Linked DNA regions of Homo sapiens: region 2 is linked to region 1. The links are chromatin loops, found by intact Hi-C in ENCODE. Cell type or tissue: dorsolateral prefrontal cortex. All regions are shown on one strand. Links, peaks and the distances in the headings refer to the core of each region. The heading gives the core; the rest is flanking DNA. Region 1 overlaps TP53RK (TP53 regulating kinase). Region 2 overlaps SLC13A3 (solute carrier family 13 member 3).

Region 1 (15,194 bases), core at 4,069-12,068:
GGCCACACAGCTTCTGCCTGATTTCTAGAACACTTGTCCTTGGAGACCTGGACTACTGCCCTGAGGCTGTCATGCTGGAGAGGCCATGAGTATCTGCTCTGGTTGACAGCTGAGCCCAGACTTCCAGCCAGCCCTATCAAGGCACAAGACACATGAATGAAGCTGTCTTAGGCCCCCCAGATGAGTTCATCTGAATGGCTGAGTGACCCTGAGTGCATTCCTCGATGCCACGGAGAACAGAAGAATCACCCAGCTGAGCCCCACTCTAATTCTTGCCCCACAAAATCATGATGTATTATTGCATGATTATTGTTTAAGTTTGGGGGATAGTTTGTCAAGCAGCAGATGTTTAACACTGAAACTGTGCACCTGGTGGGCTCATATCACCCCTCTGAGCCTCCATGGCCTTGTGGAAAATGTAGATAATAAAAACAACTACATCATAGGTTTATGATAAGTCTCAGAGAATGAAAAGCCAGGTGCTGTTCTAAGGGCTGTTCCCATTTATTCGTTTAGCACAGGACCAGGTACCTATCAACCCCTAATTACAGGGAAGTATGATTTCTAATTGGGAAATAACACGCTATGTGAGGTATGAATAAATATATTAACTATGGTCATCAGCCCAGTTATGGAGGCTTGCTGTGTGCCAAGCACAGTGCTAGGCATTTACATGAACGATCAGGTCCTGCCTGGTCCTTCAACCCTTCCCCCATTCCCTTCCATTGCTGGGGGCTGTCCTCTTTGCAGCCTTCTTTCTGCTCCTTGAGCATAGCAAGTTCTCTGCTTTTACAAATGCTCAGTCTGCCTGGATCTCCCTGTGCACCCTCCCCAAGCTCCCGCCACCATCACCATGACTGGTTCCTTCTACTCACTCAGTCCTCAGCTCAAATGTCACCTCCTCAGAGGGTCCCCACCCCCGACCTCCTGATCTAAGGAAACGCAGCCTTCCTCAAGTTCACGTCACTCACCCTGTACAAAATCCCCAAATAGCATGATTCGTCGTCTGAAAGTGTTTACCACTAGGTTAAACTCCAGGGGAACAAGGGAGTCCCAATTGCCCCCTGCCACACTCCCAGTGCCTGGAACATGGAGAGGAGCAATAAATATTGAAGGATGAAACACGCTCTACATCATTGGGTCTTACTGTTAGGAATATCAGTCAAAATCATGACTATTGTTCATTCAGCAAGGATTAATTGAGCACCTATTGTATACCAGGCATCATTCTGGGTGCTGGGGATACAACAGTGATCAAATCAGACACCAGTTTTGCTCTCACAGAGTTTTCATTTTAGTAGCTCTGTGATAAGATACATGTGTGAAATACACAGCATGTCACGTGGAACTTAGTGCTATGAAGAAAAATAAGGTAGGCAGTGGGAGAGAGTATGAGGGGAATCTTGGCACCAAATTCCATTCTTCCCTCCACAGAAGGGACTTTCGGTTCCCCTCCCCTCCACCTCCGCACCCTGACCCCCATACCCCGTCAACATCTCTCAGTGTGACATTTTGTTTGAGGTCTCTGCAGCTCCAAGAACAATATTGGCTTTGATGCAGGTCCCAGCAGAGAGCCCTCAGACTGGAGGGGGGATTAGTTCCCCCTTCTTTCCCCTGGAGGGGGAAGTCAAACAGTTTGGCCTTGTGGGGCCTTTCCTCACTATGGGGAAGGGGGCAGGCCTGGGCCTTCCTGGCCTGGATCGTTGACTAACCCTGGGTTCTGGGCCATCCCCTGGCCTCCTCCATCCCAGGCAGAGAGTCAAGGTTTACAAACACGGAGAGGCCTTTGATCGGCAGCAGACCCCCAGTGTTCTGTTTTTTGTTCCAAACCTCAGGCCAGGACTATACTCTGTTTTGCCTCCAGCAGGGGAGACAGTGGGTAGGTGGGGAGTGCGCGCGCGCGCGCGCGTGTGTGTGTGTGTGTGTGTGTGTGTGTGTGTTTGTTTGGAGGAGTGGAAGGAATCAGAGGAAGGCTCACATGGATCCTTGATTTTCTTTCCAACAGGCAGGCTAGGTTTGGAAGAGAGAATTCAATTCAATTCAAAATACCTAAGGAGCACCTACTAAATCCCAGGCACCATGGTAGAAATTAGGGCTAGAGCAGTGAACCAAACAGAGCTCCCTGCCCAGAGCCCCAATTCTAGAGGGGGCCACAGACAGCAAACAAATGAGCAAGTGAATACAGAGGCTGTGGGGGGCCATGATGCGCTTGACAGGAATGAAGCTGGGCAGTCGATGGGGCTGGGATGAGGGTGCTGTGGGGGCTTCCCAGACAAAGTGGCATTTGGTAGAGACCTGAAGGAAATGAGGGAGGCAGCCATGTGGCGATCAGTGGGAAAAGTGTTTCAGGGAAAGGGAACAGCTGCTATGAAGGCCCTGAGATGTGCGCAAGGCTGGCATGTTGGAAGAACAGCAAGGAGCCCAGTGTGGCTGACCCAGGGGAATAGTGGGGAGAGGAACAGCAGAGGGGTCAGAATGGGGAGTGTTGGGGTTGGTGGGGGGAAGTGGAGTGGTTTTCCTTTTTTTCTTTTCTTTTCTTTTTTGTTTTTAGGAGATGGAGTCTCACTCTGTCACCCAGGCTAGAGTGCAGTGGCGCAATCTCATCTCACTGCAACCTCTGCCTCCCAGGTTCAAGCAATTCTCCTGCCTCAGCCTCCCAAGTAGCTGGGACTACAGGCGCATGCTGCCACGCCCAGCTAATTTTTTTTCTTTTTTTTTTTTTTTTTTTCAGTAGAGACAAGGTTTCACCGTGTTGCTCAGGCTGGTCTCGAACTTCTGAGCTCAGGCAATCTGCCCACCTCAGCCTCCCAAAGTGTTAGGATTACAGGCACGAGCAACCATGCCCGGCCCCTTTTTTTTTCTTTCTTTCTTTTTTTTTTTTTAGTTTGTTTAATTTTGTTTTTAACTAAAACTAAACTGTGTCATCCAGGCTGGAGTGCAGTGGTGCAATCACAGCTCACTGCAGCCTTGAACTCCTGGGCCCAGGAGATCCTTCCCGCCTCAGCCTCCCCAGTCGCTGGGACTACAGGCATGCACCACCTTGCCTGGCAGATCTGAACTGAGATTTAATAGAATTCCTGGGCTGTGTGGAAACAGTGGGGACGACGGCAGAAGTGGGGAGAACCATGAGAGGCAACTGCAGGGGTTCAGGCAAAAGATCACATGGCCTACGCCAGGGTGGTCAGGAGGGGGAACGGAGAGTAGTTCCAAATTCATCAGCTTCTTTTCTTTTTTTGAGACAGAGTCTCACCCTGTCCAGGCTGGAGTGCAGTGGCGATCTCGGCTCACTGCAACCTCCACATCCTGGGTTCAAGCGATTCTCCTATCTCAGCCTCCCAAGTAGCTGAGATTACAGGCACCCGCCATCATGCCCGGCTAATTTTTGTGTTTTTAGTAGAGACAGGGTTTCGCCATGTTGGCCAGACTGGTCTTAAACTCCTGACCTCAGGTGATCTACCCACCTCGGCCTTCCAAAGTGCTGGCATTACAGACACAAGCCACCACCTGGCCTCACAGCTTTTTATTGAAGTACCACATAAATACTGAAAAGTACCCATATAAACATGCCTGCAGTTTCATGAAATTTTACAAACCCAATCCACCCACATAACCAGCATCAAGCTCAAGAAATAGAACTTGTCCATCCCCCGAGAAGTCCCCAGAAGCCCCCTCCAAATCACTGCCCCTTCACCAAGGGCAGCCACTCTCTCAACTCTTTTTTTTTTTTTTTTTTTTTTTAGTAGAGACAAGGTTTCACCGTGTTGCCCAGGCTGGTCTCGAACTCCTGAGCTCAGGCAATCCGCCCACCTCAGCCTCCCAAATTGTTAGGATTACAGGCACGAGCCACTGCGCCCGGCCCCTTTTTTTCTTTTCTTTTCTTTTTCTTTAGTTTGTTTAATTTTGTTTTTAACTAAAACTAAACTGTGTCATCCAGGCTGGAGTGCAGTGGTGCAATCACAGCTCACTGCAGCCTTGAACTCCTGGGCCCAGGAGATCCTTCCCGCCTCAGCCTCCCCAGTCGCTGGGACTACAGGCATGCACCACCTTGCCTGGCAGATCTGAACTGAGATTTAATAGAATTCCTGGGCTGCGTGGAAACAGTGGGGACGACGGCAGAAGTGGGGAGAACCATGAGAGGCAACTGCAGGGGTTCAGGCAAAAGATCACATGGCCTACGCCAGGGTGGCCAGGAGGGGGAACGGAGAGTAGTTCCAAATTCATCAGCTTCTTTTCTTTTTTTGAGACAGAGTCTCACCCTGTCCAGGCTGGAGTGCAGTGGCGATCTCGGCTCACTGCAACCCCCATCTCCTGGGTTCAAGCGATTCTCCTGTCTCAGCCTCCCAAGTAGCTGGGATTACAGGCGCCCACCATCATGCCTGGCTAATTTTTGTGTTTTTAGTAGAGACAGGGTTTCGCCATGTTGGCCAGACTGGACTTGAACTCCTGACCTCAGGTGATCCGCCCACCTCGGCATTCCAAAGTGCTGGCATTACAAGCACAAGCCACCACCTGGCCTCACAGCTTTTTATTGAAGTACAACATAAATACTGAAAAGTACACATATAAACATGCCTGCAGTTTCATGAAGTTTTACAAACCCAATCCACCCACATAACCAGCATCAAGCTCAAGAAATAGAACTTGTCCATCCCCCTAGAAGTCCCCAGAAGCCCCCTCCAAATCACTGCCCCTCCCCCAAGGGCAGCCACGCTCCCAACCTTTTAATTATATTTTGAAAGTAAAGCTGGCAGGATCTTTTGCTGGATCGAATGGGGGCGAGGGGAGCTGGTGAAAGACAGGAGTCAAAGAGAGCCCCCAGGTTTGGGGTGAAGTTCTGGATTCCTGGGGCTGCCATTTACTAAGATGGGAAACTTGTGATGGGGGCAGAGACTATGGGTGAAACCAGGGGTTTGTTTTGGGACCTGTTGAGTTTTGGGATGCCCGTGAGGCCCTGGGGAAGATACATGCCATCTTATCTAAAGGTTGCAAATTCAATGCTCTCAGGGACAAGTAACAAGAGGAGTAAGACATATCTCACTCTCCTCTTACCTCTGTAAGAAGAACAACGGGACCAGCGTGATGACAAACAGTGACTCAGAGCCAAAGAGCAATAGGGAGCAGTGGAGACTGGGGCAAATTGGAAAGCACAGGCCCCTCTAAAAGAAGAGGTGTTAGAACAGGGTCCCGTGTGGCAAGATCTCCTGACGATGTTTCCAGAGAAGCCAGATGTCTAGATTTTTACATATGAAACAATCCATATGTATGTTTGAAATTGTTTAACATTGGCATATGAAATTGTTTAACATTGGCAACTAAAAAGCAAACATTATGTGAACCCAAGAAAACTGCCTACAGTTACAGCCACCCACTGGACCTAGATCAAATCTTCCACTTTACAGGTGGAGAAACTGAGGCCCAGGGAAGTCTAGAATTTTCCCCAAACTCACAGAAGGAGTTGGTGGCAGACTTTGGCCAGGCCTTGAATAGGCTGGGTCTCAGTGCCGGGTTCTCACCTCCCAGGCCTTGGTAAGAAGGGGCTGGAGTTAGTCTGTCTCCTTCACTTTGATCTAAATAGAGAGGCTCTAACCTGACAGTAAAAGGCAGCAAGATGCTATGAACAAGTATGGCTTTGGCGGCCTGGGGTCTCTATCTGTGTTGGTTAGGAATGCTTTTGGCTTCAAGTGATGGAAAATCTGATTTATGGTAGCTTCAGCTTTGGAGACGTTTACCTGTGCATATAATAAGTCCAGAAAGTGAGGTCTGAGGTCACTAAGAACAGACTCACACTCTGCCCATCCCTCTACCTCAACATCTTCCTCTCATTGACTCTTTACCATCAGGGGTGGCCTCATGGCCTCCAGATTGCTGCTGAACCTCCGGTTATTGCCATTGCATTGAAAAGCAGACATTGTTGATGGGGATGTGCTGGTGTCAGAGCAGGGAGAGAATTCTTACATCTTCTCACCTTCTAGGAGAAGCAAAATCTTCCACAGAAGCAATCTTCCCAGATTTGCTCTTGTATCTTATTGGCCAGAAAAGGGTCACATGCTGACACGGTTTGGAGGTTTGTCCCCTCCAAATCTCAGGTTGAAATGTGACCTCCAGTGTAGGAGGTGGGGCTGGTGGGAGGTACTGGATCATGGCGGCAGATCCCTCGTGAATGGCTTGGTGCCCTCTCTGTGGTAATCTCTGAGTGAGCCCTGGCTCTGTTAGTTCACAAGACAGCCAGTTGTTTAAAGGAGCCCGGCTCCTCCCCTTCTCTCTCTTGTTCCTGCTTTCACCATGGGACACTGCCTGCTCCCCCTTTGCCTTCCACCATGATCGGAAGCTTCCTGAGGCCCTCACCAGAAGCAGATGCTGGAGCCATGCTTGTACAGCCTGCAGAACTGTAAGCCAATTAAGCCTCTTTTCCCTATAAATTACCCAGCCTCAGGTGTTTCTTTACAGCAATGCAAAAGGCCTAATACACATGCCCATTCCTAATCAGGAACCGATCTGACCTTTCCTGAGATGAAGCTATCTTCGCCTAAAAATATCTAGACTAATTGGGATTCTGTCCAAAAGGAATAAGAAGGGTAGGCCGGGTGCCATGGCTCATGCCTATAATCCCAGCACTTTGGGAGGCCGAGGCAGGCAGATCACTTGAGGTCAGGAGTTCGAGACTAGCCTGGCCAACATGTCAAAATCCTGTCTCTACTAACAAATACAAAAATTGAGACCATCCTGGCTAACACGGTGAAACCCCGTCTCTACTAAAAAATACAAAAATTCGCCGGGCGTGGTGGCGGGCGCCTGTAGTCCCAGCTACTTGAAAGGCTGAGGCAGGAGAATGGCGTGAACCCAGGAGGTGAAGCTTGCAGTGAGCCAAGATCAAGCCACTGCACTCTAGCCTGGGCGACAGAGCGAGACTCCGTCTCAAAAAAAAAAAGGGGGTGGGGGATGGGCTCACGCCTGTAATCCCAGCATTTTGGGAGGCCAAGGCAGGTGGATCATTTGAGGCGGGACTTTGAGACCAGCTTGGCCAATATGGTGATATCCCCGTCTTCACTAAAAATTCAAAAATTAGCTGGGCGTGGTGGTGGGCACCTGTGATCCCAGCTACTGGGGAGGCTGAGGTGGGAGAATTGCTTGAACCTGGGAGGTGGAGGTTGTGATGAGCCGAAATCACACTACTACACTCCAGCCTGAGTGACAGAGTGAGACTCTGTCTCAAAAAAAAAAAAAAAGAGGGTGACTTTTGGTAGGCAATAATGCCTGGCACAATTTCTACCATTTACAGGCTGATGACTCTGGGAAAGTTGCTTAGCACCTCTGAGCCTCTACTCCCCCATCTGTAAAATGGGTATGGCAGATGGTATTTTGTTTCTTGCCCTCTCAGCATCCATTTCCTATTTTTCTGATGACATACTTTGATTTTCCTTCAGGTAGGAGTTTTCAGAACAGCAGCCTCAGCATCACCTGGGAAGTTGTTAGCAATGCAGATTCTCAGGCCAGTCTCAGACCTTTGATTCAGAAGCTTTGGAATGGCAGCCTGGCAAGGTGGGAAAGTGCGTCTTGTCTACCCTTAGCTTATAAGGGGAACAAATGGAGCTGTATTATAATCACCTGTTTGCTGTTCTCTAAAAATAGTAGCCACTTAAATGACATCACGATAATGATATTGCTCATTGTCACCATGTGCCATGCACTGTGGTAGTGCTCCAACTGCTCCACGTACCTCCTTATATGGATGCTTGTGGTGGACATGGATGTGCGACCCAGATCCCTTAAGGAAGCACCTATTGCCCCAGAGGCAGGGAGAGTGGTCAGCAGTCAGCTCCTGTGGTCAGCTCCTCCAGGGATCAACTCACAGTAGGCAGAGAGTGGCCTTGCCAGAGCTCGTGTCCCTTCCAGGCGTGACACCCCCAACGACTGCATAATGTGAGACTGCAAAGTCCTGGCCATCTCAGGCCATCTTGTGACATCTCTGAAGAGCCATTTCAACTGCAGAGCTCCCGCAGAATTGACTGAAGCTGCTGCTGGGTCTCAGCTCCAGTTCTCCCTCTGCCCGCTCCTGTGTACTCTGCCCTCTCCTGTGTCCTCTGCCATCTCCTGTGTCCTCCATGCTGTGGATGTTGATCCCAAGGGCAGCTCAACTGTATCTGAGTCTGCTTCCTGGGGATCCTGACCAGTGACAATACTCACAGCAACTCCACCATGCAGCACCACTGTGAGTCCATTTTACAGATGAGGACACTGAGGCTCAGAGAGGTACAAGGAGGGGATCCTAGGCCATGCACCTGGTAAACAAGGAGACATGGGCTGGGAAGCCAGCACATTTGTGAATAGAGAAGTGGCATGTTCTGGCTTTAAAAGGGTCCCCTGGGCTGCTGAGTAAGGAAGAACGGAAGGGGCCAGGACAAGGGCCTCCCAGGCCGCGGCTGGACCTTGTCATCCCTGCAGCTTCTTCAGAAGAGCCAGACGCAGCCCATGTGCTCACTAAGTACCCAGTGAAGGAGTGAGTGAAGAGAGAATGGATGAAAACATTAAGACTGGAAGGAACTAGACATCCTCACGTCCGTCTCCCTCATTACATGGTGCATAATTAGCACAGTGCCTGCTACACTTAGGTGCTCAGCTAAGGTGGCGTTGAGTGAATAAATGAACACGTTCAAGGAAAGGAGGGAGGGAGAGAGGGGCATGGACTTGGGAAGAAAAGATGGAAGTAGAGGAAGGAGAAGGGGAGAAAAGAAAGGGAGGAAGAAAGAGGGGAAGGAGGGAGGAGGGAGGAGGAAGAGAAGAGAGAAAGTGAAGGGAGGTTTACCTGTTCGCACCAAGAATGACAGTAACTTACGACCCCTGGTGGCAGAAAAGTGCACAGTCCATTGAAATTGCGGTGCCTAGAATTAAAGGACGCAAGGGAAGACTCCTAGTTCCCCAAGAGGTTCAGGCTGCATTCATTTGTTTTCTATTGCTTTTAACAGAATACTTAAAACTGGGTAATTTATAAAGAAAAGGAGTTTATTTCTTACTGTTATGGAGGAATACAAGGTCGAGGGGGCACATCTGGTGGGGGCACAGCCTTCTTGAAGGTGGGGACTCTACAGAGACCTGAGGCGGCACATGGCATCATGTGACAAGGGGGCTGGGTGTGCTAGCTCAGGTCTCTCTTCCTCTTATAAAGCCACCAGTCCTGCTCTCATAATAACCCATTAATCTATTAGTCCACACGTGGATTAATCAATTCATGAGGGCAGAGGCCTTAGGATCCAATCACCTCTTAAAGGCCCCATCTTTCAATACTGCTAAGTTGGGCATTCAGTTTCCAACACATGAAATACGGGGAACACATTCAAACCACAGCAGGTGCAGACCCTTGTAAGAACATGGGCTCCTCCATCAGGGCTCTGGCAGTCAGTGACAGCTGGGTTAGGACTAGGGTGAAGCAAGTGAGGCACAAATTTAAGGAGGCATCCAAAAACTCAATAATCCAAAAAATATCTTAATGGGATGGTTTTAAAAATCAAATTGGCAAACTATCGCCCACGGGCCGACTGTCTGATTTGTAAATAAAGTTTTATTGGAACCAGGGTCAGGAATATGGTGGATTCTTGCAGTTAAATCAGAGATTATGCCCTGCATGCCTTCGCTAATGTAGATGTTCCCAACCCCTAAGGTAGCACGTGGTGTGGGCGTGGTCAGCTCAGCTCATCCAACAATAAGAACACAGCTTGTTTGGAGCACTCACTATGCCAGCTTTAAAGCAACTCTACTCTGGAACTACCTCTCTTGGCCCCATGGACTGGCCACAAAAGCACTTTTAAATGTTCCAGGAATGTGGGCCTGTGTCAAGTGTTGGTCGCATCTCGGTGTCATATCACATTTCCCTGGTTCTGCCATTTACTAACTGAGTGGCCTGGGGCAGGACTTAATTTCTCTGTGTCTCATTTGCTTCTTCTGTAAAATGGGTTAATGCATGGAAAGAACGTAACTCTATAAAGTCAGCTGCTGTTGTTAAAAGCATGGGTCTGAATCCCAGCTCTGTCACTTATTGTGACCCTAGGACATATTTCCTATTGCCCAGTGTTTCCTCCACCATAAAATGGAGATTATAATCCTCATCTGGTTGGGTTTAGCTGGGGATTCACACAAAACTGCTAGTGCTGTTGGCTCAGCACTGCAAAGCACCTGCAGCTCCCCGGTGGACGTCAAGGGATCTGAAAGTGCAGAGGGTTCCTTAGCCCTTTGTGAGAGGAACTAGGAAAGGAATCCACTGTTCACCTAGGAACATTTGTTAACCCTTTATTTCCCACTGTGGGCCAAGGGCTAAGTGTGCAGATGGACGATTCTCCTCCTGGGGGCATTTGTGACGTTTCTCCAGTCTCCAATATCTGCCACTCTCCCTCTTGATACTTGCAAAGATCATTACTGCTTCCTGACAGCTGCGGCTACCCCCACTGCTACTGGCCACTGATACCGGAGATAGAAATTATTTAGGCAGATATTCAGGGCAAAAGAGTCCTCGGCGGAATTTCCCTTCTAACAAAAAAGCAGCCCCAGAAATCATTTCTTTTCTAACAAAGAGCAGCCTGAAAAATCCAGCTGCAAACATAGATAAGGAAGCTGGAAGCTTGCACGGGGGAATGCTGGTAGCTGTGCCAATAGAGAAGGGCTAACTGGGGGCCAGGCATGTCTAACACGAGGCTCCATCTTCCCTTTTCTTTTACCACGTGTACAGTAATAAAGAAATGGGCAACATGGCACAGCTCAGGCAGAGAACTCGCCTGCATAATAAAAGACTGGGGTGGGGGTGCCGAGATTCATACCCTGTGCCAATGGCACACCTGGGTCCAACCAGTTTTTCACACCCTATGTAGATCAGACAGCACCTCCTCACCAGCTCATCTATAAAACTCCCTTGCATTTCACTGCAGATCCAGCAACCCATTTTTCCAGGACCCCTCTTGTAGCAGAGCGCTATTCTCTTTCTTTCAACTATTAAATTTCTGCTCTTCACCTCACTCTTTGTGGGTCCCTGTCCTTGATCTCCGTGACCATGAGACAACGAGCCTCGGGTGTTACCCCCAGACAAGCCTGCTTCTCCACCGCGTTCCCTGCCTCAGTGGCTGCCAGGTCCTGTGCCAAGCAGTTGGAGCATGCTCGCCACAGCTTCCACCCTGGCTACTGTTTTTACTGGACCAGCTGGTTTCGGTCGCCTTTTCACTTCCAGGTTTCTTGCTTCCACTCTTGCCCTCTATGGTTTTCTGCCAGCAACCAATGCAACCCTTTCAAAACAATCAGGTATCACCCTGTTAAAAACCCTGAGTCCCATTAAGAACAAAACCCAACCTTGTAACAGGGCCCTGCAGGATCCGGCCCCGCCTCTCCCATCTCATGTTCTGCTCCTCCCCCTTGCTCACTAATGCCGGCCACACCAGCCTTGCTGTCGGGGATGTTTCTTCTTCGCCAACTTCGCACGCCACAGCCTGCCTGGGATATACTCTCTTCATCTCCTGTGTTTCTGGTTTTCCTTCACATCTTCACTCATCACTGTCTGAAACTGTCTTATGTTCCCCAGGAAAGTAAGCTTCATGTTCCCCTCTATTAGATCTCCAGTGCCCGGCGCATAGTGAGTACTAGTGTATTAGTCCGTTCTCACACTGCTGATAAAGACATACCCGAGACCGGGTAATTTATAAAGGAAAAGTTTAATAACTCACAGTTCAGCATGGCTGGGGATGCCTCAGAAAACTTATAATCATGGCAGATGGGGAAACAAACACACCCTTCTCCACGTGGCAGCAGGAAGTGCCGAACAAGAGGGAAAAGCCCCTTATAAAACCATCAGATCTCGTGAGAACTCACTCGCTATCACGAGAACAGCACGGAGGTAGCCGCCCCGAGGATTAAATTACCTCCCACTGGGTCCCTCCCATGTCACGTGGGGATTACGGGAACAATTCAAGATGAGATTTGGATGGGGACACAGCCAAACCCTATCAACTAGGGATTTGTTGACTTAATGCACACGAGCCAACCATACCCCAACAAAGCAGGTACTAGCCTTATAGTACACGTGAGGAAACTGAGGAATGAGGCATCTCATTCATGTTGGGAATATTAATTGAAAAACCTGTCAGCTCCTGTGGCCCTTGGAGTTCCTTGAAAATAATGTTATACGCCAATACTTATTATAGTACTGTAAAGATGCACCATATCCCATATCTCATTTGTCAGTGGAAAGAACACAGATTTGGAGCCAGGTAAAAGTACCTCTTGCTACCTGTGACGTCTTGGACAAGTTCCCACCTTTTGGGGCCAGTTTCTCCATCTATAAAATGGGGATAATGCCTAACTTAAGAGTTATTTTAGATCCAATATAAAAATTCCCAGCCCAATGCCTGGCATGCAGTAAGCAGGCAATTATATTATTTTTCCTCTCTACTAGTCACAACTACCCAGGAAGGGAAGTTTTCACTCATTCCTGGCCATCCGCCCCATGCTGGGCACTTGGGGCATGCTGACTGTGGTGAATGAAACAGACAGGGTACTGGTCCTACTATTATAGAATGTTTGCTTCATAAGAACAGGCACTGACTGTATCATCTCTGAACACAATGGAATGAAGCTGGCAATAACAAAAGAAAAATTGGAACATTTACAAATGTGTGGAAATTAACAGATTTCTAAACAATCAAGGGGTCAAAGAAGAAATCACAAGGGAAATTAGAAAATACTTTGAGATGAATGAAAACAAAAACACAAAATACCAAAACTGAGAGTGTGTGATGACAACAGTGTGCAGAGGGAAATTCATAGCTGCAAATGTCCATATTAAGAAACAAGACAGTAACTATGTGAGGTGATGGGTGTTAATTAGCTCAGCTGTAGCAATCATTTCATAATGTATATCAAAACATCCCACTGTATACTTTATACTTTTTTATAAAAATAAATATTCTTACAAAAGGACAGGCGCTGTGTCTGTCTGGCTCACCATTGTACCCAATACCCAACAGGGTGCCAAGTACCCAATACCCAACAGGGTGCCAAGGAACACAAAAGGCACTCAAAATATGTTTGTTGATTGGAGTTTACAAGGAAGAAAGGTATTTTCTTATCCCTCTCTTCCCTTCCCACCCAAACATAGCTTCTTCTAAGAAAAGAAACTGAGGCTGGGCAAGGTTAAAAGCTAGCTCCTGGTACTTTTGCATCCACACTCAGTTTACCTGTGCCTTAAACCAGACTTCATCAAACTTCAGTCTTCACAAGTCACTTCACCATTTTTGCTCTACCTACTTACTGCCTGTGATAGAAATCAACTCAGTTTGTTTAGCGGTATAAACTTAAAAGGAACTTTAGATCAATCACTTGTCTTAGAAGGTAACCACAAAAATACAAAGCAATAAAAATAAAAACATGTTAACATGAATTTCAGTTGCCTGAAAGCTGTAAGTCTGCTTTTTTAAAAGAGAAATTGGAGTTAAGCAGACTTTTCATTTTTTGATCATGACCCTGAAAGAGAAATATATTTGACATCAAAACTCAGCACATATCCTTGGTCTATATATACACGTGAAAGTTTCATAAAACAATACACTGATATTTTCCATGCTGTATTCTATTTCATTTTTTAAAATGCTGGTTGTATCCCATTAAACTGGTTTCAAAATAAATATAACATGTACACAACAACAACAAAAAAAAACACTGGGTTAGAGGGCCAGTAAGCTCAGCGAGTATCAGCAACTGAGACTTCATCCTTGTCTCACAAGGACTAAAAAGAGAATAATGTTCTCATTATGTGGTTCAATGCCACACCCATGTATCTGAGATATACATGTCACAATCTGGGAGAAGCCTGTCCTCAATTTACTTTAAATACCCAATTCTGCCTAGAACATGACTTAGACACATAGTAAGCTCTTGAGTGAAGTGCAGATGATAATGACACGATCACATACCACTTAAAAATATCTTAACACCTTTACTTAGATCTCATCTCATACTTGTAGCATTTCTTCAAATTTACTTTGAAAAAAGAGCTTCACTGTGTGTGGTTGTCATACACATTCTTCTACCCAACCATGGACCTCTTTCTTCCTCTCAGGCGCACTTCATCTAATTTTTTTAGCACTGGCCTGGCCTTTTTGGAGGAGGTGGAGTAGCTCTTCAGAAAGGCTTCAAACACAGTTTCAGTGTTGGGATGGGTACTGAGGAAGGCCTTCTCCAGGACATAGAGGTCTACTCCCTTATCCTCTGGAAGTGCTGAAATGAAACTCAGCCCAAAGTCTATGAGCACAATGTTCAGCTGTTCCAGGGGGGGTTTCAGGAGCATGTTGGAGGTGGTGAGATCACCATGAATGAGGTCTTCATCGTGCATTCGAGCCAAAACCTGCCCAATTGTCTTGGCTAAGTTGGAGAGACCCTGGGGAGTTTTTTCAGTCTCCATAGTGGACTGAATATAATCTCGAACAGTCACTGAGCCTTCAATTTCTTCCATATATAAGCAGTTGGAAGCATAGTCCACAAAAAAGACAACTGGGGCAGATATTCCTGAAATCAAGACATAAGTGGTTATTGGGTTGGATTTTTTTTAACGGGTAAACTTAATTTTCAAAGATTAAGCCAGTTTTTCCATCTATATCTACTTATTTCAGGACTATTGAGGAATGCTACAGGAAATGGTACAACTGAACTCATCTGGAATATTCCCCTGCTCATGCCCACTGCAGGACTATGCCTGGGAACACCCCACAGCTAAACTGAGGAGGCCATAGCTTCCTCCTCCCTTCCAAACCACCCTTTCTCACTGGACTTCATTTGTCACACTCACTCTCTAAAAAACAAACAAAACAAAGGCCGGGTGTGGTGGCTCATGCCTGTAATCCCAGCACTTTGGGAGGCGGAGGCAGGCGGATCACTTGAGGTCAGAAGTTCGAGACCCCCATCTCTACTAAAAATACAAAAATTAGCCAGGTGTGGTGGCTCACGCCTGTAGTCCCAGCTACTCGGGAGGCTGAGGCAGGAGAATAGCTTGAACTCAGGGAGCGTAAGTTGCAGTGAGCTGAGATTGTGCCACTGCACCACTCCAGCCTGGGTGACAAAGTGAGACACTGTCTCAAAAAACAAAAACAAAGAGCAAGGCACAGCCCAGTCAGAGCAGTTTCTACTGATGAGGACACAAACAGGAGGCCAAGCAGTGTGCTAGCTTC
Region 2 (15,194 bases), core at 4,273-12,272, 120 kb before region 1:
TTTTTTAAATTTAAAAAATCGAATTTTTAAAAACAGAAATCAATTTTAATAAAATATTTTAGTCAATGTAACATATCACAAATATCCTTTTAACATGTAAATAATATAAAAAATTGACAGGATGTTTTACATTTATTTTCTCATATTACAATTTTCTACTTATAACAAATCTCAATTTGAACTAGCCACATTACAAATGTTCAGTAGCCACACATAGCAAGTGGCTACTGTGTCACACAGGGCAGCTATAGACCATTTCCATCATTACAGAAAGGTCAGTGGGTAGTGCTGCTCTAGGCCATTAGAACCCGTGACCGCTAATGCTGAAATGGACCTCCCAGATCATGCAATTCAAGGGTCATAGATTCAAATGCTTTCACAAGCCAGGAAAGTGACAGAGTTGACAGAGGAGAGCCAGTGTAAGTCATTAAAGAGTGGTGGGGACTGAGGCTAATTAATGTTTACGTTCCAACTTATGATTTCCTCCACATACTACTCAGCTCCAAACAATTGTTGCCAGATGCCAAAGAGGGTCTCATATTGCTAGATCTGGTATTTTCCTTTCCAAGAGAAGCAGAAATCCAGATTTTTATGTGAAATCTCCTGAATTTTAATGACTAGCAAATAATAATTTAAAATTCATCAGGGGTCTGGCACAGTGGCTCACGCTTGTAATATCAGCACTTTGGGAGGCCGAGGCAGGTGGATCACTTGAGGCTCAGGAGTCTAAGATCAGCCTGGGCAAATGGAAAAACCCCGACTCTACTAAAAATAGAAAAATTAGGTGGGCATGATAGTGATGTTGTGCACTTCCAGCTACTCCAGAGGCTGAGGTGGGAGGATCACCTGAGCCTGGGACATGGAGGTTGCAGTGAGCTGAGATCACACCAGGCCAGTGCACTCCAGCCTGGGCCACAAAGCGAGACCCTGTCTCAAAAAAACTAAACTTAAAAAACCAAACTCATTGGGGAGAGGACAAACAAAACCTGGCTGAGGGCTGGCACCAGATTGCAAGCTCTGATGTGTCAACCCTTTGTGCCTTACTCTTCTCAAAGCTTGTTTCTCCAGACCCCTCCCCATGCTCCTCCTCCCTGCCCTGCACCCGGGAGGTGGACCTGGACAGGCTGCATCAAAGCCCTCCTTGCATTCTGGCTGGTGTTGGTGCAACACATAAAATTTCATGTGTCAACTTGGCTGAGCCATGGTGCCCAGGGATTTAGCTATGCATCACTCTTGATGTTTCCGTGAGTATGTTTTGAGATGAGATTAACATTTGAATAAGTGGGTTTTGAGTAGGGTGGATCACCCTTCAGAATGTGAATGGGTCTCATCCATCAGTGGGAGGCCTGAATATTGCAACAGACTGACCCTTCCTGAGCAAGAGGACGCTCTGCAGCAGATAGCCTTCAGGTTCCAACTGCAGCACTTTCTTGGCTCTCCAGCCTCCTGGTCTCCCCATCAGATTTTGGACTTGCTAAGCCTCCACAATGGTGTGAGCCAATTCCTAAAAGAAATCTTTCTCCTTCTGTCTTGATAAGACACACACACACACACACACACACACACACACACACACACACACACACACACCCTGTTTGTTGGTTTCTCTAGGGAGCCCTGACTCCCCAGAAGGAGAGCTGAGGGATAGAGGAGAGGAAGAGCCCCCTCCTTCCTGCAGTCACCAAGAGCCAGCTGCATCCCTGGACCCAGATCCCATCAGGAAGCTTGCTCCCTTGAGGCCTTGGGCTGGGAGGTGCTCCTCTACTCTTCACTCCCTGATTTCTCAGCACTGGGGTCCCACAATTTTCCTGTGGTCCCCCTACTCTCTGCTGACCTTGTAACTTGACCTTTTACTAAACTCTCTACAAATTAGCTAGTTTGTATACTTTCTATTTCCTCTTGAGACCCCACCTACGTGCTCTCATTTCTCAGATGAAAAAATCGAAATCCAAAATAGTAGGCCAGGTGCAGTGGCTCGTGCCTATAATCCCTGTGCTTTGGGAGGCAAAAGCAGGAGGACTGCTTGAGGCCAGGAGTTTGAGACCAGCCTAGGCAACATAGCAAGACCCTGTCTGCGCAAAAAAAATTAGAAAATAAGCCAGGTATGGTGGTGCACACCTGTAGTCCTTTTTACTCAGTAGGCTAAGGTGGGAGGATCACTTGAGCCCAGGAGTTCAAGGTTACGGTGAGCTATAATTGCACCCCACACTCCAGCCTGGGCTACAGAGCAAGATCCAGTCTCAAAAAAAAAAATAGTAAAGAGATCTGCTCAAGGTCACACAGCATGTTAGAGATGGAGCCAGGATTCCAATGAGGCTTATTGAACTCCTTGTTTAGTGATTTTTATTTCTTCTCCTTTTTACGATACCATCACCACCTCTATTTCTCCACCTACTTGACTCTATATCTGTTTGGCACTCATATTGGAATATGTCTGTGTGTAATCTGTCACTATGTGTACCTGTAGTTCATCACTTCTGTGTGTTCCTGTGTTTTCCTTGGTGGATTTCCTTTATATTTTATTTCAATACTCTCCCGGTGATGATCACCTAGGTGGCCTCAAACAACCGTGGCACAAATATCCTTTGACACTGTCTCCTTAGGACCCATGAGGTAGTTTTCTGGGTCATAGGAAATACAGATAATGAATACCCCTAATTACTGCCAAGATGCTGGCCGGGCTGACAGGATTTCTGTTTCCTTATATCCTACCAGGACTTATTGTCCACTTTTCTTATTTTTCCCAGTCTGATTGGCATGTTGTTGAATTTATTTTAATTTGCATTTCCCTGCAAATTATAAACACATAGGTTTGGGTATCTCTTCATAATCCTGTTGGCCATGTAGATATCTCTTTTCAGGATGACATTTCGTACCTTTTGTCCACTTTTTTCTTGGGGGCTATGGTAAATGGCTTCCAAACACGGCAGCCCACTGTCCCTGGTGGATGCCGCCCCTACCATCAAGGGCTGGAGTCTATTTCCTTCCCCTTGAACCAGGCCAGTCCTGTGGGCTACTTTGACCAATAGAATTTGGCAGAATTGACGTTCTTAGACTTCCACATCCTGCCCTTAGAGGCCTTTTAGCTTCGGTTTTTGTTGCTCTTGAAGGCCACTATCATGTAAAGAGGTCAAGGATAGACTCCTGGAGAAGCTACGTGAAGAGAGACCCTGAAGTGTCAGCGGCCATTGCAGACCTTCCAGCCCTAGCAAAACTCCCAGCTCACGGGGCAGAGACAATGCCATCCCTGCAGAGCTCTGTCCAAATGCAGAAACGTGAGCCGAGAAATTGCTGTTTCAAAGTTCTAAGTTTGAGGATGGCTTGTTATGTGGCCACAGGTAACAAAAACAAGGTTTGGTTTGGTTTTGTTTGTCTTGTCTTTTCTGAGTTGGGGTGCTTCTCATATCTTCTGGACATGAGCCCTTGGTGTATTCCAATGACTCTGTACCAGCCCTGCCATCTCCTTGTTCCTATGCTGCCATGAGCGTACCGTAATGGTGCTGCCGCCTTCTGCCTGCAGATCTTTTTCACTAAGAATGGCAAAGCCCTTCAGGCTTCAAGGACTGAGTAACATCCGGTCAGAGCAAGCTAGAATGCCTTCTCAGGAAAGCTGCAGAGACACCTGGTAACCAGCCAGAAGAGGCAGACTCTAGATTTCCAAATGCCACAAAGTTCCAGCTCAGAGCACCCAACTAAGTGAAGCAATCTGCTCATCTGAAACTCTGCACTTGCAGTCCCCTTGCCTGGAATGTTCTCCCCAGAGACTCCCCATCGCTCCCACCTTCTCCCTTCCTCCCACATTGCCATGAGCATCTGGCTGACTCCTTCAGGTCTCAATCTAGTGCCACCTGCTCAGAGAAGTCCTCTCCGTCCACCCTGGCTAAAGTAGCCTCTGAGTCAGTTTAACATCTTGGTCATTTTCTTCTTAGCCGGCATCATGACACATGACTTGTTTATGTTTCTATTGCCTGTCTCCCCTGCCAGCTTGTAAGTTCCATGTGGGCGGGACAATGAACCAGAACATGACAGGTTCCCAATAAATGTTTATTGAATGAATAAATGGAAGAAGGAGTGAACAAAGTAATGAACAAAACAGACCCCAGATCAGAGGAAGAGATGGCTTTCTTGTTAATTCTGGAGCAGATTCAAGCAGCAAATATTTACTGAACACTTGCTATGTGCTGGAAATTGTTCTAGGAACTGGAGTTACAGCAGTAAAAAAAATAACATTTGTATTTTCATAAATTTATATTCTAGAGGGAGAAGAAGATAATAAGAAAATAAGTTATACAGTGTCCTATTAAGGAGAAATTATAGCAGAGTAAGGGGGTGGAGAGTAATGAGGGTGACATTTTAGACAGGAGGTCAGGGAAGCCTCTCAGGGAAGGTGACACCTGAGCAGGGACTTGAATAAAGTGAGTCGGGGAACCAGACATATACTTGGGAGAGAGTGTTCTAGGCAGAGGGAACAGCACATGCGAAGGCCCTGAGGCAGAGTATGTAGCTGGAGAGGGGAGGGAAGAGCAGTAGAAAATCAGAGAGGTCAACTCTGTGGAATCCCCAGCCCAGGAATTTGGGGCTTTGAAGCTCTCTTATGTTCAGAAAGGCAAATCATCTCCAGGTCCAAAGTTGATTAACATTCTTTATTTCACAGTATTTTTGATCAGAAGTCTTAGAAATCATGATTCATCTGGTTACAAATCCCATGAGTTTCTCTTTGAATGAACCTCTTGCTTCCAGTCCCATACAACGCATCTCCCACCAGCCCCAGTGGGTTGTAACTGTGATTCAACACTGAGTGCTCACTTGGAAAGGAGGTGGAGCTCAACTTCCAACTCAGAGGGCCTCTCCCACTGCTCTCAGGGAAATGCCCATGATTCACTTATGCTGTATCAACAACAAGTGCAGCTGGGCGCTGCCTTCCCAGCTGGCCAAGCGCTCCTAGGGGAATCTCCACCCTCAGAGGCTTAGGAAAGGGAAGTGTGACGAGTCAGGGCCCCTGGGCTGGTGTCTTTTCCAATACTGGGCTAATGCTGGGCCATTCCATTCAGCAGACACTTCCTGAGGGCCTGAGCTCTTCACTGGGATGCCAGAATGCTTCTGCTTGGAACAAAGAGGGATTAACCCTTGAAGGCAGACACCACTTCCAGCCTCGGGCTCACGGGGACGTCTCAGTTTTACCCATATGCAGAAGGGGACAATCTTTTGCTTGCCTGAGACATTTTACCCTGGCCTTTTACAAGGCCCCAATTTATCTTTTGACTTTTCTCTCACCCCTGACAAATGGGGCCTTTGATAATTAAACATGCTTACCACTTAAGGTGGGGCATGGAGAGATCAAGGCCACCTGCTGGGACAAGCAGCAACTGACCGCCTTGCAGCCACAGAGGCCTATGGGGGCCACATGTAGGAGAGTCCTGGCTGGAGGGGTCATGAGTCACCCCATGGGAGGGCAGGACCCAGGCCTGGCCTGACCCCAGAATTATGGCCAAACTGACCCAGATGAAACAGGAGAATCCTAAATCTCTTGGGTCGAGATGTCAGCTGCGGTTTCTAGAACTTCCCCTGGTATGCTCAGGAGCCCAGAGAAACAGCAAAGAGGCTTTGCACAGTCTCATGTCCTTGGAAAGCTATCTGTCCCTTTCCCTGTCTCCAAGGATTAAAAAAGAATCTCTGACTGCTGGTTATCGGCAGGGGTAAAACAACTGGTGCAGAATGGGCACCAACTAAGCAAAATCACACACTGGTTGTGAACAGCTGGAACAACTGGGTTGGAACATTGCAGCCCAGGAAAGTGATCTTTAAAGACAAGGTGGTCTCTTCAGTGTAATCGAAAGTAATCACTGGGGGATAATGTTAGCTGTGCCCATGGGAATGAATGGCCTCCTATCCCAACTGTACGAGACAAACACCATGCCAGATTTGCTCACTGTTGATGACACTGGGCTGTCTTGTATCCTAATGATAAAACAGCTAACTGATAAAGGAGCTTATTTCTCAGGCAGCAGATCTGAGAGATACCTGGGCTTTGAACTGCATGAAAGAGAGAGAAAGTATCCTAGATAATGGCTCATGGACTTGAGTGGGCCACTGGAGGTCACCCTTGCTTGCTGCATATTGGATTACAGAAAAGAATTATTTGATTGTTTTGTAGTGTCCTAGCAGCAGGTGATGGTGACAGCCCTTTGAGAGGGTTCAGCCTCAAGGGAGTCCTCCAGGGGGACTCAGAGGGTCCGAAATGTGTCATTGGCCAAGGTGGGTGGCAATGCTGTGACATTGACCGAGTACATATCAGCCCAGTCCGGGAAGGTGCCCAGCTGGAAGATGGTCTGTGCCCAGGTATTCATAGCCAAACTGAGCAGCAGGACACCCATCAGGTTCATCAGGAGGCCTGTCCGCACCTGAAATAGAGCCCAGACAGAGGGAGGGGTCAGCACCTGACCCACCATACAGATGGAAACATTCAGACTCAGAGACAGGAAGTCACTCACCCAAGATCGCACAGCCAGGAAGTGATGGAGCCAGGACACAGACCCAGGTCGGTAAATGCCTGGGACCCTTCAATCTTTACACTACCCTAGGCTGTCACTCAAAGAGCTGCAAGTGTCCCCATTCATTGATGGCCTCTAGGTTCCAGGCACTGTGTGCTACGCAGTTGTCACAGGGTTATGCTGTTTAACCCAGAAAGCAACCTTACAAAGGTCATTCTTATTAATCCCCATTTTATAGAAGAGAAAAATGAGACCTAGAGAAGTTGACTTGTCCAAGGTCACCTAACTTGAAAATAATCTTGTCTGATCACTAAACACCCCCATCCCACACACATATACACACACGCATGCACACACACACGCATGCATGTAGGAACACACATATGTACACATAGGTACACACACACACTTCAGGTCCAGTCCAGTCAGGTAGTCCTAGTCAAGACTACCCTTGTCCATTGGGAAGCATTTTTCTTCTGTCGGTGGAGAATGTGCCCATCTGCTCCCTACCCTGGCTGGCCTCTTGGACCATTCAGTCCACCTTGGGCTGAAAATCCTTGTTTTCCCACCTGGGTCTTCTGGCTGCCCCGCCTTCACATAGCCCAGGCTGAATCACATGGTGAGACAGTTACTTCCTTTCTAATTCTCTTTCTGTCTATTCCTCCCAGAGAAAGTCTCTCTTAGGGGTGTGATAGGAAAATAAATCTTGGGGCCCCCAAATTACTAAGCTAAAGAGAAAAGTCAAACTGGGAACTACTTAGGGCCAACCTGTCTCCCATTCTATTCAGTCATCCCTCTGCTCACTGAGTTGAATGCATATCTGATTGCCTTCTTTGGAAAGGCTCATCAGAGACTCAAAATAATGCAACCATTTGTCTCTTATATACCTATGACCTGGTAGCCCCCTGCCCTCTTTGAGTTGTCCCGCCTTTCCGGACCAAACCAATGTTCATCTTACATATGTTGATTGATGTCTCATGCCTCCCTAAAATGTATAAAATCAAGCTGTGCTCCACCCACCTTGGGTGCATGTCGTCAGGACCTCCTGAAGCTGTGTCACAGGCGTATGTCCTTAACTTAGGCAAAATAAACTTCCTAAATTTACTGAGACCTGTCTCAGATTTTTGGGGTTCACAGGGGCCACCATGGCTTCAGCACTTCTCTGCTCCTGTCAGTTGCCCTTTTAACAAGGAGAGGCCCAGAACCTTCTCCAGGCAGCTGCTATCAGGGAGAGCTTAATTCTTTTGTTTTTGCCGCTTTGCATTTATTTTTAGGTTTACTGGCCATGGCATATATTAATAATACCGGTTTTCCATTGATGGATGCACTGGAAACATTTCTTCTGGAATATTCTTATTCAAGTTTTTTTTTGTTTTTTTTTTTTAATGTCAAGCTGATTTAGTAAAGGTGTTAAATAAATATTACCACGGACGGGTGGGGGACATACTGCGTGTGCTGTCCTGCCTCTCTTCTAAGGGCACAGAGGTGGAAGCCCTGGCACCTTCGGAGGATTAGAGGGAGTCGGGCCGACATGTTGGGGAAACTGGGGGAGGATTGGGTCTCCCTTTGCCAGGGCTCAAAATTCCTGCTGGTCCCATGTTAGCTACTTCATTAACACCTAACTCATTACTCTCAGGAGCGAACCTGCAGGTGGGCCATCCCTGCCCGGGACTGGCTGACCGGGGGTGCCCCTTGTACCCCTCCACATCTCTTGCAAGTCTCTACCTCTTGGGGACTCTCCATTTCTCTGGCTGTCTTTATTCTCCAAATCTATGCTGTTTGCATTGCTGCCCTCTCAGTCTTTTTCTCTAAGTAGCCTCCCTGCTTCCACACTTGTCCCTCCCACCCTAACGATTCACTCCAGCCAGCAGCCAAAATGATCTTCTACAGACAGAAGTGAAATCACATCATTGCCCTGCTTACCGAGGGTCCCCACTGTGGTTTGAATAAGATACCAAGTCTGTCCTGTCCCCGCTGTTCCCTGACCTCGTGTCTCCAACCTCATCCTTCTCCAACTCCACTGCAGCCACCCCAGCCTCCTGGCCCTGAATTTCTGGAGCACTCGCTGCTATTCCTCTCTTCCAGGCCTTTGTACCTGCTGTGCCCTCCATTGGGACTGCTCTTCCCCTTTTTCTCTGTGAGGCTGGCGGCTTCCCATGATCATCAGCTCCCATGTCACCTTCCTGGAGAGGGCTTCCCTGCCACCCCTCTCCCCCGTCCTCTTACACTTCCTCATGTTTTATTTCCTTCTGAGCACCTAGCAATATTGAAATTTTACATAATTTAGGAAAATCTGCTGAACTTGTTCACGTCTGTCTCCACCAATAGAAAGCAGCCTCCTAGGAGGCGGATCGGTGTCTCTCCCACTCTGCAGTGCCCCCAGTGGCTGGAACATAGAATGCACTCAGTAAATAGTGCTGTAATGAACGAACAAATCAATGAGTCTCTGTCTCGTCTCTTCTCTGTTTGCTCTGTGTCTCCCTTTCTGCCTCGCTCTCACTCTCGCTCTCTCTCCCCATGTGTCCTGCAGGGGTCTTGTGCCTGGAGGGCCTGCATCGCGATTGGTTAAGCAGGTCGCCCGTCTTGGCTTTGACAGCTTTGGAAGGGTTATTTGCAAAGCCAGTGGAGAGGGAAAAGGCCGCAGGAGTCAGGAGCGGGAAGGGAGGAGCTGGTTCAGCAGGGACCTTCCGGGGGAGGGAACATATTGCCAATGGCTGGGCCCTGCTGAAAGCTGGTGGGGTCCTCCCACTGCTACAGTCCTCCGCTTCTGTCTCCTTCCCAGCTGGCTGAGCACTGAGGCCCACCCCTGAGTCCTAGGGTGTGTCTGCTGCTTCTCTCCCCCGAAGATTCTGGGCACGAAGTGGGGTCCAGAGGGAAGGGGAAGTTCCTTGCCTCTGGAGCAAATTTTGGAAAGTAGTCACTAAGGCAGTGTTTCCTGAGATTGTCTAAGTGCAGGAATCATCCCAGAGTCTCTGCTAAATGTATGTTCCTGGTCCCACTCAGAAAGATCTATTCAGAGACTGGGGAGTGGGGTCAGCGTGCAGGAGTCCTGCATAGAGGCCTTGCCCGCCCCCTTGCGGCCCACCCACATCCCGGGGCCTCTGCTGGGAAATGCCCAGACTCACCATGTCTTTGACCAGCAAGTGTCCAGAGGCGAAGGCGATGGAGTTGGGGGGCGTTGAGACCGGGAGCATGAAGGCAAAGGAGCAGCCGACTGTGCCCGGAATCATCAGATACAGGGGGTGCACTCTCAGGCGGATGGCCTGGGCCAGGAAAAGGTGGGAGAGACCCGGAGAGAGACCAACGCAGAGCGACCACAGCAAGAGGGAGAGAGAGAGAGAGAGGCAGTTGGAAAGAGGGACACAAAGACGTAGAGACAGAGAGACAAAGACATCCATAGAGATTGGCAGAGTGGCAGAGAACAACAGGGACAAGTGAGAAGAGAGAGTTAGAGAGACAGAGAGAGAAAGGCAGTCAGAAAGACACATGCACAGGCAGAAACAGAGACAAGCAGGTAAGAAGAGAACCAGATCGAGAGAGAGGTGGAGAGAACATTCCCAGGGTTAGTGACATTCAAGGGCCACACTGTGGTTTGATCAGGGATGGGCTGGGGTGGTGTACCTAGAACACTCCTTCTCCAATGTGAGAGTGCAGAAAAGCACTTGGAGGGCTGGTTAAAGCCCACATGGCTGGCCCCACCTCACCCAGAATTGCTGATTCAGCAAGTCTGGGGTGGGATCCAAGAATCTGCATTCCTGACGTGTTCCCCCGGTGCTGCTGGTCTAAGGACTGTACACTGAGAACCAGGGCTTTAAAATACTTCCTCTGCCTGCTCCTTCCCTCAGCCAAACAATCTCAACCCAGAGTTGGCCTCTGGATACCTCTTGTTGGGGGCATCCCTGGATTTCAGTGAGAAAGAGAGCTCATGAGAGCATCTGTTGGCAGCTCTTCCAAATTTCTAAGACTGTGTGTATCAAACCCCCCTATGAGCTGGCCTCAGCTAGTGGGCCACCAGTTTGTCACCTCTCCTGCCTACAATTCATACTGATCACTTTTATGGCGTTTTACTTAAATAGGATATTTTTGGGCCTTCTAGGGAATTTTTGCAACCCAAAGCATATTTATTTTCTCAAAAAGCTCTAAAATCACCCCCTTGCATGTAAAATGTTTTTTGATTTTGATGATAAGCAAAGTTTACAAGAATGTGTCATTTACAAGTGTCTTTTCCAGCAAAAGCTGCCCCTTACAGACCTGGCTGGGTTCTATGCTCCGTCTCCGTCCCCATACCCCCTATAATACTCTCATTTCTCTCAGTGACCAGGTCCCTCTGAGGACTCCCACCCCATACTGCTATAAAATGGTGAGCCACTTTGGAGGGCAATTTCCTCATCTCTAACGACATTTTAAACGTACATGCTCTTTGACCCAGGAATCTCAGTCACAGGAATTTCTCTAGATGTAATCAATGAATGCATAGACAAGGCTCAGGTGACACGTCATTGTTGAGTAACAGCAAAGTCTGGAAATACCTATATTTCCATTGGGCAGAGAGATTGCTTAAATAAACCAACAACTGTCCATTTATAATGGAATATTCTCCCGTCATTGAAAAATAACACAGTGTATATCTGTGTGCTAACACAGATAAATTGATGCATAAAATAAGCAGACAGAAACCAAAGACAAGGTGCTGCAGGTATGTGTGCTGGGGCATCACTGTTTGCATACAAAGCATTTACTTGCATCATTGATTTAATTTTATCAGCGTGGGTTACATTAAGGTAATTACATGGTCTGGTCTTTAATCTGTTTAAATATAAAACTATATTGATAGTTTCCTTTTTAAAACTCCTAGTATAAAAGCTACCTGATCATGTGTATATTGTTCTTTTCATTCTGTCATGGTTTCATTTTGCTATTTGCATTTCTTTTTACAGGAGATTGAATTATAGCTTTCTCTTCCCTTGCTCTCCTTACCTGGTTTTGGGGCCAGGGTTTTGCTAGCTATAAATTGAGTGGCCATGTCTATTTTTCTATGCTGGTGAACAGTTTGGGTGAGTTGGGAACTCTCTGTTCCTTGCAAATCTGCTAGCTCTCACCCAGCAAACCACCTGGGGCTGGTGATTTTGTTTTTGTTTTTGTTTTGAGACAGGATCTGGATCTGGGTCTGTTGCCCAGGCACCTGCCACTAAGCCTGGCTACTTTTTGTATTTTTTGCAGAGATGGGGTCTCACCATGTTGCCCAGGCTAGTCTGAAACTCCTGAGCTCAAGCAATCTGCCTGCTTCAGCCTCCAAAAGTGCTGGGATTACAGGCATGAGTGGCAGAGCCCGGCCTGGGGCTGGTGATTTTTAGCCCAGGAGTCATCAGCTGGGTAGGGGGAAGGATTTGTTCCCCTGACGGGGATATTTGGGAATGCTAGGAGACATTTGGATTGTCATGATTTAGGGAGGCGCCACTTGTCTCTAGTGAGCAGAGCCCAGGGATGCCACTACACACCCTGTAGTGCACGGATCAGCCCCATACAGAGAATGATCCAGCCCCAACTATCAACAGTGTTGAAACCCCTGCTTTAGAGGGAGGCTACTGCTTTGCTTCCATTAGAATTTCTCCTATGGCCATTTGTTTACTCAGATTTTCTACTTCTTCTTCATCCAAAATTGGTAATTTACCTGTTCTAGAAAACTCTCCATGTCACCATGGGTTAATTTTCCCAGAAGAGAGAATTGGGAGCACTTTGAAAATATTTACTCTATGTATACATTTTTTGAAGGAAAACATCCAGTATTTAAAAAAATTGTACTGTGGTTCTGATACGTTCATGTATTTTGGAAGACAGCAATGGCAACTGTGGCCCCCAGTGAAGGTCCCTTGGCGGGGGAAGATTTCTGAATGTGTGTTGGGGGAGGGGTGCTCCCCTCTTCCCCAGAAGGACCCTCACCAGCTCTGCCAGGACCGGCAGGAAGATGATGATGGTCGCCGTGTTGCTGGCAAACTCAGTGAAGAAGGCGATGACCACAGTGATGAGCAGCACAGCCAGGGCGGGGGGCACATTCTCCAGGGGGTGCAGCTGCCCACCAATCCATACAGACAGCCCCGATTCCTGCGGAGGGAAAGGCATTCCTTCATACCCCAGCCCATCCCCAGCTGCCGCCCCCCAGAGAGGGTTAGGATAGATCACAACAATGACGACCATACCCCTTCCCAGATGGGGAGACTGAGGTGCAGAGAGGGGAGGTGACGTGTCCAATGTCACACATTCGAGCCAAGGTCACACATCTGAGCCAGCAGCCTCTCTACTTCTCGAACTGCTCTCCACTCTATCTCATACAGGCCAGGGACCCAAACCCCTGGGTCTCCAATAATCCATTTGGTTCTAGCACCCCTAAGCACCGATTTAAGTGGGAAAGGGAAATCAAACCAGACCCTCAGTAGTAAAACTTCTCATCCCTCCAGTGAAGGTTATTAATTACCCAAATCATAATAGTTACTTATATAAAATATTCATTATTTTTATAATTATTATTTAATAATATATTAATATGTATGAAATATATATACAAGACTTACTATATATCATATATAAAACACGTATCAGATATACATCAACTACAACACAATCAATGTAATTATCAATAATAATGGTATTTATACGCCTGTAATCCCAGCACTTTGGGAGGCTGAGGTAGGCGGATCACTTGAGGTCAGGAGTTCGAGACCAGGCCAGCCAACCTGGCGAAACCCTGCCTCTACTAAAAATGCAAAAATCACATGTGTGCCTGTAATCCTAGCTACTCGGGAGACTAAGGCATGAGAATCGCTTGAACCTGGGAGGGAGAGGTTTCAATGAGCCAACCTCACGCCACTGCACTCCAGCCTGGGCGACAGAAACTCTGTCTCAAAAGCTACATATATATATGTATTTGTATATATACACACATACAGTAATAAGGATAATTACTACAATGATAATACTACAAATATTAACGTTGCATTATTATTCATTGTCGTAAGAATCACCATTATTGAGGCTTTACAGGGGACCAGGCACCTGCAGGCATTAGCTCCTTGACTCCTCCCAACCATCCCAAAAGGTAAATATTGGTTCCTGTTTTACTGAGGAGGAACTTCAGCCTGAAAAAGTTTTTGTGACTTGCCCAGGATCCCTAAAAGTAGTGCCTGAGACACCCATCTACCTCCATAAGATGTGTGATTCTGCAAAGCTCCCCGCAAATCAGCATCTTCCTCTGGACCCACCAGTCTGTCACCTTGTCTGTAAATTAAGAGCAATGCCCAGTGCTGACTCCAGTCCTCCAGGGCAGAGACGGGTAGAGAAGTTCACCGAGACTCCACTCGCCTGTCAGTGCTGCAGAATTATTTGGGTGCTCTCTCTGCTGACTTCTCCAGAAGCTACCCTATTTACCAGTGTATAACATCTAGAATACTCTTCCGCACCTCTGTCCTCTCACCATCAAATGCATCCTTAAATAACTGACCCAACACATCATTATAACCACAAAACGGCAAAGCTGAGGATGTCAAAATATGCTCAATGCTGTCCCCTGGTGCAACTGTGATGCAGCAAGATCACAATAAAGCCACCGTTTGCTTAGACCTAGAACAAAGCTGTAGGTTTTGGAGCTGATCTAGGGCAGAGCTGGGTTAGTCCATTAACATTCAGAATCCAATGTATTGCTACCATAGCCCTTTTATCAATCCAGTATACCAAAGACACTTTATATATATATTTTTACTTTTAATAGAAAAGTCCCTGCTTACTCAGAACTTAAAAATTTCATAATCGATTCTAGAAGACAGCATACAGGGCCAGGCATGGTGGCTCACGCCTGTAACCCAGCACTTTTAGAGGCCAAGGTGGGCAGGTCGCTTGAGGTCAGGAGTGCGAGATCAGACTGGCTAACATGGTGAAACCCCATCTCTACTAAAAAAAAATACAAAAATTAGCCAGGCGTGGTGGTGCACGCCTGTAATCCTAGCTACCCAGGAGGCTGAGGCAGGATAATCACTTAAACCAGGGAAGCGGAGGTTGCAGTGAGCTGAGATCACGCCACCGCACTCCAGTCTGGGTGACAGAGAGAGCGAGACTCCATCTCAAAAAAAAAAAAAAAAAAAAAAAAAATAGAATAGAGCATACAGTTTTTACATAAATAAAATAGTACACTTGCCCCTACAATTTGACTTAAAAGTTACCTTCAATGTAAGAATAATAAATGCTTAAAAATATTTGTCCCCAGAAGAGTCCTCATGAAACTAAGGTGTTTCTGGTACACCTGCAGTTTGTCTGCTAGCCTGGGGAATACGGTAAGTGGCAGCGTGGAGGCCACAGCCCCTAACCTGGCTGCAAGGAGTGCTGCAGGGAGAAAATGGGACCTCTGGTTTTTCCCATAGGCCACAGCTCTGGCAAAGAGTCTGACCTGACAGCTCTGTGCGCAATTAAAGGGAGAGGGGCTAGAGAGAGGGAATATTAATGACTCGGGCAAGTGAGAAGCCAGGAGCTGCCCCGTAGCTGGGCCTCTGAGTGACCGGGCTTCCAGCCAGCATCCTCGCAGCCACACAGGCCTTGGCACAGCTCCAGCGCTGGAGGGAGGTCTGGCAGCTTCCTAAGAGAGGAAAACGCCTGTTGCGTAGGGTTCTACTGGGGACTCTAAAGGGACTTCACCTGCCCTTTCCCATTTTATTTTAT

What was found. A loop is a pair of places that touch in the nucleus more often than their neighbours do. Peaks named below come from ENCODE experiments on the same cell type or tissue, not always from the same donor. Only the 100,000 strongest peaks of a DNase experiment are listed, where the experiment ranks them.
Region 2: it touches region 1 in a loop (5-fold over the local background); 65 of 110 quality-filtered maps call a loop at or near these places.

The regions. Positions count from the first base shown.
Region 1 is chr20:46,672,697-46,687,890 of GRCh38, forward strand. It overlaps TP53RK (TP53 regulating kinase), which reads right to left. Exons shown (of 2, transcript NM_033550.4): 2 at 11,669-14,535. The coding sequence ends at 14,057. It also overlaps a transcript of SLC13A3 not described here. Among named protein-coding and RNA genes, the nearest start is that of TP53RK-DT, 9.0 kb to the right of the region's middle. RefSeq lists a silencer at 765-921 and enhancers at 1,834-2,348, 10,604-11,115. In dorsolateral prefrontal cortex, for the core only: a CTCF peak has its summit at 8,841 (motif pointing left); DNase peaks (open chromatin) are centred at 8,855 and 11,405; H3K4me3 peaks cover 1,111 bases.
Region 2 is chr20:46,553,798-46,568,991 of GRCh38, forward strand. It overlaps SLC13A3 (solute carrier family 13 member 3), which reads right to left. Exons shown (of 13, transcript NM_022829.6): 11 at 12,432-12,593; 12 at 9,617-9,754; 13 at 4,031-6,401. The coding sequence ends at 6,225. Among named protein-coding and RNA genes, the nearest start is that of OCSTAMP, 11 kb to the left of the region's middle. RefSeq lists an enhancer at 14,575-15,076. In dorsolateral prefrontal cortex, for the core only: CTCF peaks have their summits at 6,086 (motif pointing right), 8,875 and 9,081; DNase peaks (open chromatin) are centred at 4,900, 6,104, 8,884 and 9,705; H3K4me3 peaks cover 2,401 bases; H3K27ac peaks cover 6,911 bases.